2 separate regions of the Homo sapiens genome follow, and region 1 is linked to region 2. Evidence: chromatin contacts called from ENCODE Hi-C or POLR2A ChIA-PET data. All regions are on one chromosome and are shown on one strand. Each heading gives the region's core, a stretch centred on a gene start or an enhancer-like site at or near the end of the contact. The rest is flanking DNA. Distances are from core to core; before and after follow the strand shown. Region 1 holds the start of ICA1L (islet cell autoantigen 1 like). Region 2 overlaps ICA1L (islet cell autoantigen 1 like).

Region 1 (7,041 bases), core at 2,309-4,808, 64 kb after region 2:
TTTCCCCTCAAAAACAAAAAAAAACTTTTGATAAAAGAGCAGGAATGAATTCTCAACCCACAATGATATACCAATACACATCCATGGTAATAGCTTAAATGACAAAGACTGACAACACCAAAATTGGTGAGAATGTGAGTAACTGGAACTCATATATTGCTGATGAAAGCATTAGATAGTATAACCATTTTGGAAAATGATTAGCAGTTTCTCATAAAACTAAACATGCTGCTACTTCATGACCTAGCAATTCCACCGCTAGGTATTTAAAGCTTTATGTGGGCAGAGATTTTCATCTGTTTGTGAGCAAACAGTGCAAGACACACAGTAGATACTCAATAAGTATTTACCAAATGAATGTCTACTTATTTTAGCATTGTAATAAAAAACTAGAAACAATCTAAGTATATTAATAAAAAGCTATACAGATAAAAATGTAGTATATTCATATGACAGAATACTATATAAAACAATTAAGGCCGGGCGCGGTGGCTCACGCCTGTAATCCCAGCAATTTGGGAGGCTGAGGCTGGTGGATCACCTGAGGTCAGGAGTTCGAGACCAGCCTGAACAATATGGTAAAACCCCCATCTCTACTAAAAATAAGAAAATTAGCTGGGCGTGATGGCATGTGCTTGTAGTCCCAGCTACTTGGGAGGCTGAGACAGAAGAATCGCTTGAACCCAGGAGGCAGAGGTTGCAGTGAGCTGAGATCGCGCCACTGCACTCCAGTCTGGGTGACAGAGCAAGACTCTGTCTCAAAACAACAACAACAACAACAACAACAACAAAAAACATTTAAAACAAATACATCAGTGGCTAAAACTATCAATATCAATCCAAATCAATTTTTAAAATAATACTGAGTGAGGCCAGGCGTGGTGGCTCACGCCTGTAATCCCAGTACTTTGGGAGGCTGAGGCGGGCGGATCACGAGGTCAGGAGATCGAGACCATCCTGGCTAACAGGTGAAACCCCGACTCTACTAAAAATACAAAAAATCAGCCAGGCGTGGTGGCGGGCGCCTGTAGTCCCAGCTACTCCGGAGGCTGAGGCAGGAGAATGGCGTGAACCCGGGAGGCGGAGCTTGCAGTGAGCCGAGATCCTGCCACTGCACTCAGCCTGGGCGACAGAGCGAGACTCTGTCTCAAAAAAATAAAATAAGAAATAAAATAAAATAAAATAACACTGAGTGAAAAACACAAGTGCAGGCTATATGCAATATGATGTAACTTATTTAAAATTTAAAAACACATGCAATAATAGACATGTATAAAATATAATTTAAAAAACACAAAACACAGATACCAACTCATGATGTTGAGTACCTGATAACGGATGGGTGGGATGAGACTTCAGCTTTATTGGAAATGTTTTATTTCCTTATCTAAAAAAATACTAGAAAGAAATACAACAAAATGTTAACAGTTGTTAATGTCGGCCTCTGTAAATATAGATATTGTGTTACTTTAGTCTTTTTTTTAATCTCAACTAAATTAAAAAAGGAATTTTAGTCTTTTTTTATCTCAACTAAATTAAAAAAGGAATTTTAAAACCCTAGTGTTACATGCAAGTGAGTCAATAATGGCAAAATAATAATGAGATACATAGAAGGTGACTAAATTTTAATGGTGAATACTGGATCCAAGTACAAGTTTGAAAATTTTGATTTCCGAAAAAAACACAAAACTTAAGTGATGAATGAAAAATAGACAAAATGGAAGAGGGTAATAAGAATATTATTAAATAACAAAATCTACTTCGAACGAGGAAATCTTTCCAGTTACAGATATATTTAAAACTCACATATCCCATCTGTTGTTGTTAAAGAATATAAAAAGAATAAAATTTTAAAGGAAGCGCAGTGAGTACTGAAAAAGCTAAAGTATAAAAGTACAGAAAAAATGTAAATATAGAATCACACAATGAAATCACCAAGTTTGGCAGTATAGTAGAACAAGACAGTATATTATCTATTTTGTATCTAATATTTTGATATCTGGTCCTAGTTCCATAACTGGTATAAACTTTGTTTTATATTTTTATGATATTTATAATAAAAATATGGCATCCTACTTTTTCCACCAGTTCTCATATTTGCAATTTTTCCTCTTTGGACTGGCTGATCTCTGAGCACCCTTCTAACTCTAAAATTAAACTGGTAATTAGAACACTGCCTTCCACATAGCTGTTTCAACGACTAGATAAACAATCATTTTGAACTATTAAATAAAGAGATTTCAAAGAATACTGGGTATGATAGGCACAGATAACAAATACTAAACGATTTAAAATTTTGGTCACATAAAAATACATACATACCATTCGGAGATGTTTACTCGGCCAGTAAATGTATAATTAACTCCTACTAAAGGATGAGGCACCTGTGGCTATTCCATAAATACTGATGTGAAGATGATTAAAGTAATATCGTCTTACAGTACGTCGCCTGAGTCAGAACCAAATAAATCAATACATAAATACTTTTGGGAAAAATCAAAACCATGGAAAAATGTTACCTTCCCAACAATCTATTTTACAGAGACCCATAGTTTATAACAGCTTTTATGCTGTGTGCATCAAGATCATCTATTACACGAAAAATGATTCCACCCCCTCTACTGGCAACGCCCCAGCATCGCGGGTGAGCTGCCAGGATGGACTCCCCGCTTTCCCCTCTCCGTCTTCCTTAGAGCATCAGGTATCTGACCACTGACATCACCTGGGCACCTGACCAGCTGACGCGCGTTTCCAGGAGCCATATCTGTGCCGTGGGGTCGGGTTGCCGGCCTAAGGAGCAGGATCTGTGCGCGGAGCCCCTCGCGGGCCCGTGCATTCTGCAGTTCAGCTCAAACTGCACATTTACTATGTTTTGTTTTTATCCATCGGTTGCCAATTAGTTTCTAAGGAAGACATTCCCATTACAAAATAATAGCGAAATAAAAATAAGCACCACGTTAAAAAGAGGTCAGCAGGGAAGCACCTGAAGGCTGTTCGGGTGATCCGCCGCCGCCTCTATTAGGAGCGACCTCCACCGCCGAGGGAAATCACCCAAACGAGCCCCAGGCTGCCGCGCTCCTTCACTACAGCGAGCGTGGCCGGGAGGCGCCCTTCCGCCGCAGGGGACCCAGCCACGCCAGAAACCGCTCCTTGCGGGTTTTGCCTGGGGGGAGGCCGGAAGAACCCCGAGCAGGGCCTCGCCTGGAAGAAGGCCGCAGGCAGCGGCCGGGGTCCCCCAGAGAACCGAGGAGGCCAGCAAGGCCCCGAGAAGCCGCGCGCGCGCGCGTGTGGCCGGAGCCTCCCGCCGCGCCCCCGCCTCCCGGCGTCGCCATGGGAACCCGGGATTTGGTCTCCGGGCCTGACCGCCGCCTGAGGGGGAATAGGGGCGGACAGGAGGCAGCAGAAGCTTACCGGCGCCGCTCTTCCGCCTCCTCGGGTCGCGTTCGGCCGTACGGTGATCCGTCCCGGCACCCGTTCCGGCCACCGCCCGCGAGCCCCGCGCCGACTCCCGGCCCTCCGGCAGCCAGTGCCCCTCCGCACCAGTGCGTGGAGGTGTCAGGCTCCCGCTGCGGGAGGCGGGAGATTTAAACCGCGCGACCTGGCGTCCGCGTTCGCCCCCCTCGGGCGCCGGCCTGACCCCGCCACCGGCCCGACTCGGGATCGGAGCATCTCTCGGTCTGCTCTTGAATGAACTCGGGGACCCTCTCTATTCCTCCTTTCCCGATTTCCTCTTTACTTAATAAAGTGAAATGACAAACACCAAACCGGTCAGAACATTACGAGGAGCTGAGTGTGAGCTCTCTGAGGCGTGGGGAAGTGGAAGGCATTGGCCCGGGGCCCTCCCGGCTCCCTCCGAGCACCCCCACCCCCGGACCTGCCGGGCCTTCTGGGGCGGCCCCTTAGCACCAGTGCTCCTTAGGCGGAAAGCGTTCGCCCGCTGTATTTAACTCCCGTGTTAAAGGTTTAAAGAGGTCTAAGTTAACAACCGTTCATAACCAATCTCAAATGCACATATCCATATCCATAATGTTTATGATGAATCTTCAAGAGTAAAAGGTAAAACCGGATCCTGAAAGTCTCAGGAAAAAAACAAAAAGGAAGGCAAAACTATTTACTACTAGTAGGAGATAATTTAATAAATTCAAACTTCATTCTTTTTAAAGGTGACTCCAAAACTTAAAAGAACTTTCCTAAAACAGCAGAATACGAATTATTAATTACAACTGCGACACATAGGCTAGCAAAGAATTAAAAGGTTAACACTCGAGGTGATAATTAAAATCTGTATGATGACAAAGATGGGGTGAGTCTAGAATTTATTTTATTTTATTTTATTTGAGACGGAGTCTCGCTCTGTCGCCCAGGCCGGAGTACAGTGGCGCGATCTCGGCTCACTGCAAGCTCCGCCTCCCGGGTTCACGCCATTCTCCTGCCTCAGCCTCCCGAATAGCTGGGACTACAGGCGCCTGCCACCACGCCTGGCTAAGTTTTTTGTATTTTTAGTAGAGTCGGGGTTTCACCGTGTTAGCCAGGATGGTCTCGATCTCCTGACCTCGTGATCCGCCCGCCTCGGCCTCCCAAAGTGCTGAGATTACAGGCATGAGCCACCGCGCCCGGCCGAGGTTCTGGAATATTAACAGTACAAAATACTCACCTTAACCTGGAAATTATACTTTTAGAATAGGAAAAGTGGCAAGCTACAGAGGGTTAATTTGGACTGAAAACATTAAATGTCTTTAGACTTTTACCCTGAGATATTTGGATTTCAAGGAATAGGCAAATACCTGAGATTATGTGCAAAATTTTGTTTGTTTTTTTGAGGAGTCTACAGCTTTCCTCAGAAGGGTAAAAATTAGCGTTTGGCAAACATGAGTGATTGACCTATTTCCTTGGGATGGCTTTCCTGAATCTTACCAAATGAGGCATTTCTCCTAAGGGGCATACTGCTCTCTGGCTGTAACGATCTACCTGCCTGTCTTCCCCATTAGGTGCCGAGCTGCTTCAAAGCTGCTCCTCCCTTACGCATTTCTGCAGCCTTAGCACCTAGCACAGTGCCTAATACAAACTAGGTCCTGAATGAATGTTGAATCCATCAATGAACGAAATGAAACAAAGATAGCTAATTCACAACTGAAGGATACATTATAAAATATCTGAAAAGAACAGATTATCTTTCTCACCAAGGAATAAATAAAGTGGCAAGCGAAATGACTTTCAAATGTTACTATGCCCCATAGTAAAGTTCTTGGGGTATTTTAGAAAATGTTTGTTCCAACAAGATGAAGTTTTAAGTCAAGAGAACAGTAAACTAATATCTTCTTCAGCTCAATCTGAGGCCGACTAAAGTCCTCCAAGGAACACACCTGGAAGTCAGAATAATGGCTACCGGCCGGGCCTGTTGCTTTTATTCACTTAACTGGGTAAAATTACAGAAAGATACACAGTATCTCCAAGCCATTAATGAAGTGTAGTATTTACACTTCATATAATCACTTTTTCTTCACAAGTCGCTAAGGAAACACGGTGGCACAGTGTAGGAATAGTATCAGAAAATAATGTAGAGCTAGCTGCTGATGCTTCTCCTGGACAGGAGTCAAGTCTCTCATATTTCATAAATGCCTGTGGAATGAATTCTTTCTTTAGCTGTTGGATACAATGTTTAAATGGCTTGCACTAGGAAGAGCGTGGTAGTTCAAGCCTATAATCCCAGCACTTTGGGAGACTGAGGCAAGCGGAGCACTTGTGGTCAGGAGTTTGAGAACAGCCTGGCCAACATGGTGAAACCCTGTTTCTACTAAAAATTCAAAAATTAGCCCCATGTGGTGGCGTGCACCTGTAATCCCAGCTACTTGGGAGGCTGAGGCACGACAATCACTTGAACCCAGGAGGCAGAAGTTGCAAGCCGGGATTGTGCCACTAAACTCCAGCCTGGGCGACAGAGCAAGACTCTACTTGCACTAGTCTCTTAACAAAAGGAGGCAGCTCAGTCATTACATTTTAGTGTTGCATAAAACCTCTTTAGAAAGTGAAATAATTTAACACCTTTAAAGTACTTTTAAATTTCATTTAGAAGTACATTTACTGAACTGTTATTTAACTTTCTATCCTTTCTATCAACATATAATACACTTATACTAAGGGGAAAAAAGGGGTTTTCCTCCATTGTATAGACTTTTACAAGCTAACTAGACAAGAACATTAGATGACTTGGAATGTAGGGCTCCACAAATGGGATCCAAACCTAGAGTCTTAGTTTCTTTAAAGACTAATGGTCTTCACTTTTGTTTTTGTGCAAACCTCTGGTTAATCTCCCAAATAAAACCTCAGTTGATATTAGAAAACACTAAAAATTATTCTACTGTTTTGTACTGTTTTACTAAGGATTAGAGGTCTATTGAATCTGACATCACACAAAAAGCTCTATTTCTTCAAGGCATTCCAGTTTCTTTGTAATCTGTTGGATTTTACCGAAGACGTCAGGAGAAGCATTATAGGTCAGTGACAGTGGGGCCATGGAGAGCTATCTTCCCAGATACCCAAATGAGTAATTAGATACTGCAAGCTAAACATTCTGTCTCTTCCCTACTACATTTCTGTTTATTCAAGCAAAGCTAGAAACAGTATTAGAATTAGACACAATTCTAGAATTAGAATTATTATGATGATTTTAAATGTGAAGTGTTATCGACATCGTTTTAAAAATTATTTCCTCCCCCTGAAACCACTGAACTTCATCTGGTATTAAGTCTCAGCCATGTTATTACACTTTCACCAACTATACATAGAATTGTTTGACATGTTTCTAAACTTTGTATCAGATAGTACCTAACAAGATACTTTCTCTGTAGTCTTTATTACTCAGATGTATGTCGCACAGCTCCATTAATTGGTTACATACCTTCACACTAGGTACTTAACCTGTCTGCATTGTGGTTTCCTTTAAATAACATGAATGACATAATTACATGAATAATAGGATAATTTCTAAAATTCATTTTTGCTTATATACAATTCCTATTAGAATATACAGAAATTGATCTT
Region 2 (6,620 bases), core at 1,431-3,930:
AAACACACTTCCAAATCACTCATGGTCATGAGTCATGGAAGATGGAATGAAAATTTTTAAATAACTGAAATTGAATGATAATGAAAATACTATATATCAAAATGTATGGACCTTCATACAATGGATTCATTAATAAAAAGGAAGGAAATCCTGATACAAGCCCCATCATGGATGAACCTCAAAAGCATTAAATGAAGTGAAAGAAGCTAGACATGACAAGACCACATATTAGATGATTCTACTTACAAATGTCCAGAAAATACAAATTCATACAGACAAAAAGTACAGTAGTGGTTAGCTAGGGGTGGGAACAGGGATTATTGCAAATGGGCATAAGAGAGCTTACTGAGGGGATGAAAATGTTCTAAAATTGATTAATGGAAATGGTAGTGCCACTCAGTAATAAATTAAAAATCACTGACTTATACACTTGAAATGAGTGAGTTTCATAATACATAAAGTATATCTTGATAAAGCTGTTTTAAAAGAAAACTTGTAAGATATAGGAAAATTAAAATTTTGAGGGAATATAGCCTTAAAGAAAGAAAGAAAGAAAGATGGCTGGGCATGGTGGCTCACATCTGTAATCCCAGCACTTGAGCAGGCTGAGGCAGGAGATCACTTGAGGCCAGGAGTTCAAGACCAACCTTGGCAACAAAGCAAGACAACAACAACAACAACAAACCAGAAAGAAAAACATCAAAGTAAAGAGAAGAAAATAATAAATATAGGAACTAAAATTTATAAAACCAAAAATATTCAATAGAGAGGATTAACAAAGCCAAAAGTTGGTTTGCTAAAAGAATAATAATAATAAACCATTGGCAAGATTAATCAAGAAAAAAGGGAGAAGGAACAAATGAATATCTGAAATTTAAAAGGGGAGATAACTACTGACATGGCAAAATTTAAAAGATAAAATAATAGCATGAATAGATGTTGAGACTACGGCAATGTTCGTTATATTTCCTTTGTGACTTAAAAAAAAGTTCTGTATTTGTGGGGTATAGGATCATACGCAAATGTAATTAGTTAACCTTTTGAACACATTTTGAAGCTAGGTTAGGTATACGAGTTCATGATTACAACGGTCTCTTACATTGTTTCTTTTATCCGTATGATCTATTTATGTGTGTACTTGAAAATACCTCGGCCAGGCACTGTGGCTCACGCCTGTAATCCCAGCACTTCGGGAGGCTGAGCCGAAAGCTCCAGCCAGCCAGCCAGCCAAGGAAGTGCTTACATCACCCCTCCTCCAATCCCAGGCAGTGCAGCTTACAGCTCCAGGGGAAACTCCTTTCCGCTTGAGGAGGGGAGAAAGGAGAGTAAAGGGGACTTTGTCTTGCAACTTGGATACCAGCTCAGCCACAGTAGGATAGGGGACAAGGTAGAGTCCCAAGGCCCTCATTCCAAGCCCTAGCTCCCAGATCACATTTTTAGACATACCCAGGGCCAGAAGGGAATGCGCTGCCCTTAAAGGGAAGGACCCAGTCCTGGAAGAATTTATCAAATCCTTCCGAAGGCGGATTGCTTTGAGCCCAGGAGTTTGAGATCAGCCTGGGCAATATGGCGAAACCCAGTCTCCAAAAAAAATACAAAAAATAGCTGGGTGAGGTAGCACACACCTATAGTCCCAGCTACTCGGGAGGCTGAGGTGGGAGGATCACCTGAACCTGGGAAGTCAAGGCTGCAGTGAGCCATGATTGCACCACTGCACTCCGACGTGGCTGACAGGAGTGAGACTCTGTCTCAAAAAAAAAAAAAGAAGAAAAGGTAAAAAAAAGAAAATATTTTTTCTTTTATTTATTGGTCACCTACTATGTGCTATGGAGTTTCTCAATATTACCTCTATCCCTAATGTCCCTGGTAAGATAGGCATAAATAACTCCTATTTCAGATGAGACAACTGAGAGAGCCATAAATGATGTTTTAAAAAGCCAGGATCCAAACTCAGATTTTTCTGTTTTCAAAGCCTGTACTCTTCCTTACCACAGTGGTTCAAATATATGTCGACTGTATATATAACATGTATTTATTTTTTAAAGATAACACAAATTTCAGTATGAGGGAAAACTCAAAACTTAATCATGCAACCCTATAAACTGGACTTTTGCGTTTAAAAGCACCTATCTTTGGGGAGAGGAGGCAGGGCAAGCTGGCTTAATAGAACTCTCCAGCCATCATTTCCCCCCTGTACCCCACAGGAACAACAAATTGAACAATTATCCATACAAGAAAGAACCTTCATAACAACCAAACATCGGGTGAGAGATCACAGTACCTGGTTTTAACTACGTATCACTGAAAGAGGCACTGAAGAAGATAGGAAAGACAGTCTTGAATTGCCAACACCACCATTCCACCATCTCTTGGCAGTGGCCACATGGTGTGGAGAGAGAATCTGTACTTGTGGGAGGGAGAGTGCAGTGATTGTGGGACTTTGCATTAGAACTCAGTGCTGCCTGCCACAGCTGAAAGCAACATGGGGCAGAATTCAGCCAGTACTCACAGAGGGGGCAGTTAGACCAGCCCCAGCCAGAGGGGAACCACCCATCCCACTGGTCAGAATCTGAGTTCCAGCAAGCCCCACCATGGCAAGCTAAAGCACTCTGGGGTTCCAAATAAACTTGAAAGGCAGTCTAGGCCACAAGTACTGCAATTCCTGGGCAAGCCCTGGTGTTGTGCTGGGCTTGGAGCCAGTGGAGTTAGGGTACATGTGACCTAGTGAGATACCAGCCAGCCAGCCAGCCAAGGAAGTGCTTACATCACCCCTCCTCCAATCCCAGGCAGTGCAGCTTACAGCTCCAGGAGAAACTCCTTTCTGCTTGAGGAGAGGAGAAAGGAGAGTAAAGGGGACTTTGTCTTGCAACTTGGATACCAGCTCAGCCACAGTAGGATAGGGGACAAGGTAGAGTCCCAAGGCCCTCATTCCAAGCCCTAGCTCCCAGATCACATTTTTAGACATACCCAGGGCCAGAAGGGAATGCACTGCCCTAAAGGGAAGGACCCAGTCCTGGAAGGATTTATCATCTGATGACTAAGAGACCCTGGGCCCTGAATAAACATCAGCAGCACCCAGGCAGTACTCACCATGGGACTTGGGTAAGACCCAGGGCTGTGCCGGCTTCAGGTGTGACCCAGTGCATTCTAAGCTATGGTGCCCACAGGGAGAGACTTCCTCTGCCTGAGGTAAGGAGAGGAAAGAGTAAAGGAACTTTTTATTGCAGCTTGGGCACCAGCTTGGCCACAGTGGGGTAGAGAACCAAGAAGTCACCTGGGGTAGTCAGTTCTAGCCCTTGGCTTCTGGATGGCATTTCTGGACCTGCCCTGGGCTAAAGGGGAGCCCACTACCTTGAAGGGAGAGTCCTAAAAATGGCAGCATTCACCACAAGCTGACTGAAGAGCCTTTGGGCCTTGGGTGAGTATCAGCGATAGCCAGGCAGTACCTGCTGCAGGGAGAGACTCCTTCCGCATGAGGAAAAAAGAGGGAAGAGTGGGAAGGATTTTGTCTTACAGCTTGGGTGCCAGCTCAGCTGGTGTAGAATCGAGAACCAAGTAGATTCCTAAGGTTCCTGACTCTAGGCCCTGGCTCCCAGATGGCATTCTGGGATCTGCTCTAGGCTGGGGAGTAGCTTGCCACCCTGAAGAGAACGACACAAGCCAGGCTGGATTTGTTTCCTGCTGATGGTAGAGCCCTTGGGCCTTGAGTGAATATTGGCAGTAGCCAGGCAGTGGTAACAGGAGGCCCAGGCTGAGACCCAGTATTTTGCTGGCTTTGGAGAAACTCCATGTGTTTGGGGGGAAGTAAGGGAAAAGAACAAGAGTCTCTGCCTGGGTAATACAGGGAATTCTCCCAGATCTTACCCAAGACCACCACGGCAGTATCTCTACAATTGTGCAAGAGCCACAGCATTACTGGGCTTGGGGTGCCCCTGCCAATGCAGATACAGCTACAATGACCAAAGATTTAGATGACAACAACTCAATGTTCTTTGAATACTTGGAAAACTTTCCCAAGAAGGACAGGTACAAACAAGCCCAGACTACAAAGACTATAATAAATACGTAACTCTTCAATGCCCAGACATTAACAAACATCCACAAGCATCAAGACCATACAGGAAAGCATGACCTCACCAAACAAACTAAATAGTGTACTAGTGACCAATCCTGAAGTGACAGAGATATGTGACCTTTCAGAGAGAGAATTCAAAATAGCTGTTTTGAGGAAGCTCAGCGAAATTCAAGATAACACAGAGAAGGAATTCAGAATCCTATCAGGTAAACTTAACAAAGAGGTTAAAATAACTTTTAAAAATCAAGCAGAAATTCCAGAGTTGAAAAATTCAATTGATATAGTGAAGAACGCATCAGAGTCAACAGGAGTATTGATCAAGCAGAAGAAAGAATCAGTGAGTTTGAAGACCGGTTATCTGAAAATGCAGTCAGAGGAGACAAAAGAAAAGAGAATAGGCCAGGTGCAGTACCCCACGCCTGTAATCCCAGTACTTCGAGAGGCCAAGCGGGTGGATCACCTGAGGTCAGGAGTTCAAGACTAGCCTGGGCAGCATGGAGAAACCCTGTCTCTACTAAAAATACAAAATTAACCTGGCATGGTAGTGCATGCCTGTAATTCCAGTTATTCGGGAGGCTGAGGCAGGGGAGAATCGTTTGAACCTGGGAGGCGGAGGTTGCCATGAGCCGAGATGGTGCCACTGCACTCCAGCCTGGGCAACAAGAGTGAAACTCCATCTCAAAAAAAAAAAAATTAGCTGGGCGTGGTGGCAGACGCCTGAGGCAGGAGAATCATTTGAACCCAGGAGGCAGAGGTTGCAGTGTGCCAAGATTGTGCCATTGCACTCGAGTCTGGGTGACAGATTGAAATTCTGTCTCAAAAAACAAAAACGAAAAAAGAATAAAAAACAATGAAGCATGCCTACAGGATCTAGAAGATAGCCTCAGAAGGGCAAATATAAGAGTTATTGGCTTTAAAGAGGAGGTAGAGAAAGAGATGGGGTAGAAAGTTTATTCAAAGGGGGTAATAACAGAGAATTTCCCAAACCTAGAGAAAGATACCACTATCCAAGTACAGGAAGGTTATAGAATACCAAGCAGATTTAACCCAAAGAAGACTACCTCAAGGCATTTAGTAATCAAACTCCCAAAGGTCAACGATAAAGAAAAGATCCTAAAAGCAGCAAAAGAAAAGAAACAAATCACATACAATGAAGCTCCAAAATGTCTGGCAGTAGACTTTTCAGTGGAAACCTTATAGGCCAGGAGAAAGTGGGATGACATTTAAACTGCTGAAGGAAAAAAACTTTTACCCAAGAATAGTATATCCAGCGAAAATATCCTCCAAAAATTGTTGTGGGAAGTCAGGGACCCCGAACAGAGGGACCGGCTGAAGCCATGGCAGAAGAAGATTTCATGGACATTTATTAGTTCCCCAAATTAATACTTTTATAATTTCTTATGCCTGTCTTTACTGCAGTCTCTGAACATAAATTGTGAAGATTTCATGGACACTTATCACTTCCCCAGTCAATACCCTTGTGATTTCCTATGCCTGTCTATACTTTAATCTCTTAGTCCCGTCATCTTCGTAAACTGAGGAGGATGTATGTCGCCTCAGGACCCTGTGATGATTGCATTAACTGCACAAATTGTAGAGCATGTGTGTTTGAACAATATGAAATCTGGATACCTTGAAAAAAGAACAGGATAACAGCAATGTCCAGGGAACAAGAGAGATAACCTTAAACTCTGACTGCTGGTGAGGCAGGCAGAACAGAGCCATATTTCTCTTCTTTCAAAAGCAAATAGGAGAAATATCGCTGGATTCTTTTTCTCAGCAAGGAACATCCCTGAGAAAGAGAATGTGTCCTTGAGGGTGGCCTCTAAAATGGCTGCTTTGGGGGCAGCTGTCTTTTATGGTCATAGCTGTGGGATGAAATAAGCCCTGGTCTCCTGTAGCGCTCCCAGGCTTATTAGGACGAGGAAATTCCCGCTTAATAAATTTTGGTCAGACCAGTTGTCTGCTCTCAAACCGTGTCTCTGATAAGATGTTATCAATGACAATGCCTGCCCGAAACTTCATTAGCAATTTTAACTTCGCCCCTGTCCTGTGGTCTCACCCTGCCTCCATTTACCTTGTGATATCTTATTACCTTGTGAAGTATGTGATCTCTGTGACCCACACCCTATTTGTACACTCCCTCCCCTTTTGAAAATCACTAATAAAAACTTGCTGGTTTTGCGGCTTGTGGGGCATCACGGAAGCTGCTGACATGTGATGTTTCCCCCAGAAGCCCAGCTTTAAAATTTCTCTCTTTTGTACTCTGTCCCTTTATTTCTCAGACCAGCCGACACTTGGGGAAAATAGAAAAGAACCTACGTGAAATATCGGGGGTGAATTTCGCCTGATAAAAAATGAAGGAGAAACAGACTTGCCCAGACAAAACAAAAGTTGATGGAGGCTGGGCGCGGTGGCTCACACCTGTATTCCCAGCAGTTTGAGAGGCCGAGGTGGGCGGATCGGATCACAAGGTCAGGAGATTGAGACCATCCTGGCTACTACAGTGAAACCCTGTCTCTACTAAAAATACAAAAAAAAATTA

The links. Hi-C counts contacts between places; a loop is a spot of excess contacts on that map. ChIA-PET counts read pairs that join two places held with the same protein, here RNA polymerase II (POLR2A). Pooled maps may share reads with other maps.
Region 1: a loop to region 2 is called in a map of gastrocnemius medialis, with 2.1 times the contacts of the local background. The contact joins the promoter of ICA1L here to the enhancer-like site in region 2. A Hi-C loop is called at or near these places in 4 of 168 maps with a recorded cell type or tissue (ascending aorta, gastrocnemius medialis, heart right ventricle and 1 more) and 3 of 50 pooled maps. POLR2A ChIA-PET finds 5 or more read pairs at or near these places in 5 of 52 experiments (A673, MCF 10A, WTC11 and 1 more).

What each region holds. Positions count from the first base shown.
Region 1 is chr2:202,868,208-202,875,248 of GRCh38, forward strand. ICA1L (islet cell autoantigen 1 like) reads right to left here and starts at 3,559. Exons shown (of 13, transcript NM_001288622.3): 1 at 3,412-3,559. WDR12 (WD repeat domain 12) reads right to left here. Exons shown (of 13, transcript NM_018256.4): 13 at 6,054-7,041. RefSeq lists silencers at 3,102-3,591, 3,632-3,681, 3,742-3,871.
Region 2 is chr2:202,804,896-202,811,515 of GRCh38, forward strand. All of the region lies in intron 9 of ICA1L (islet cell autoantigen 1 like), which reads right to left. Among named protein-coding and RNA genes, the nearest start is that of ICA1L, 64 kb to the right of the region's middle. Within about 2 kb of position 2,681, at least 11 of the 41 ENCODE cell types and tissues checked have a DNase peak (open chromatin) inside an H3K27ac peak, as active enhancers do; they include ascending aorta, gastrocnemius medialis and heart right ventricle, where a contact is called at or near this core.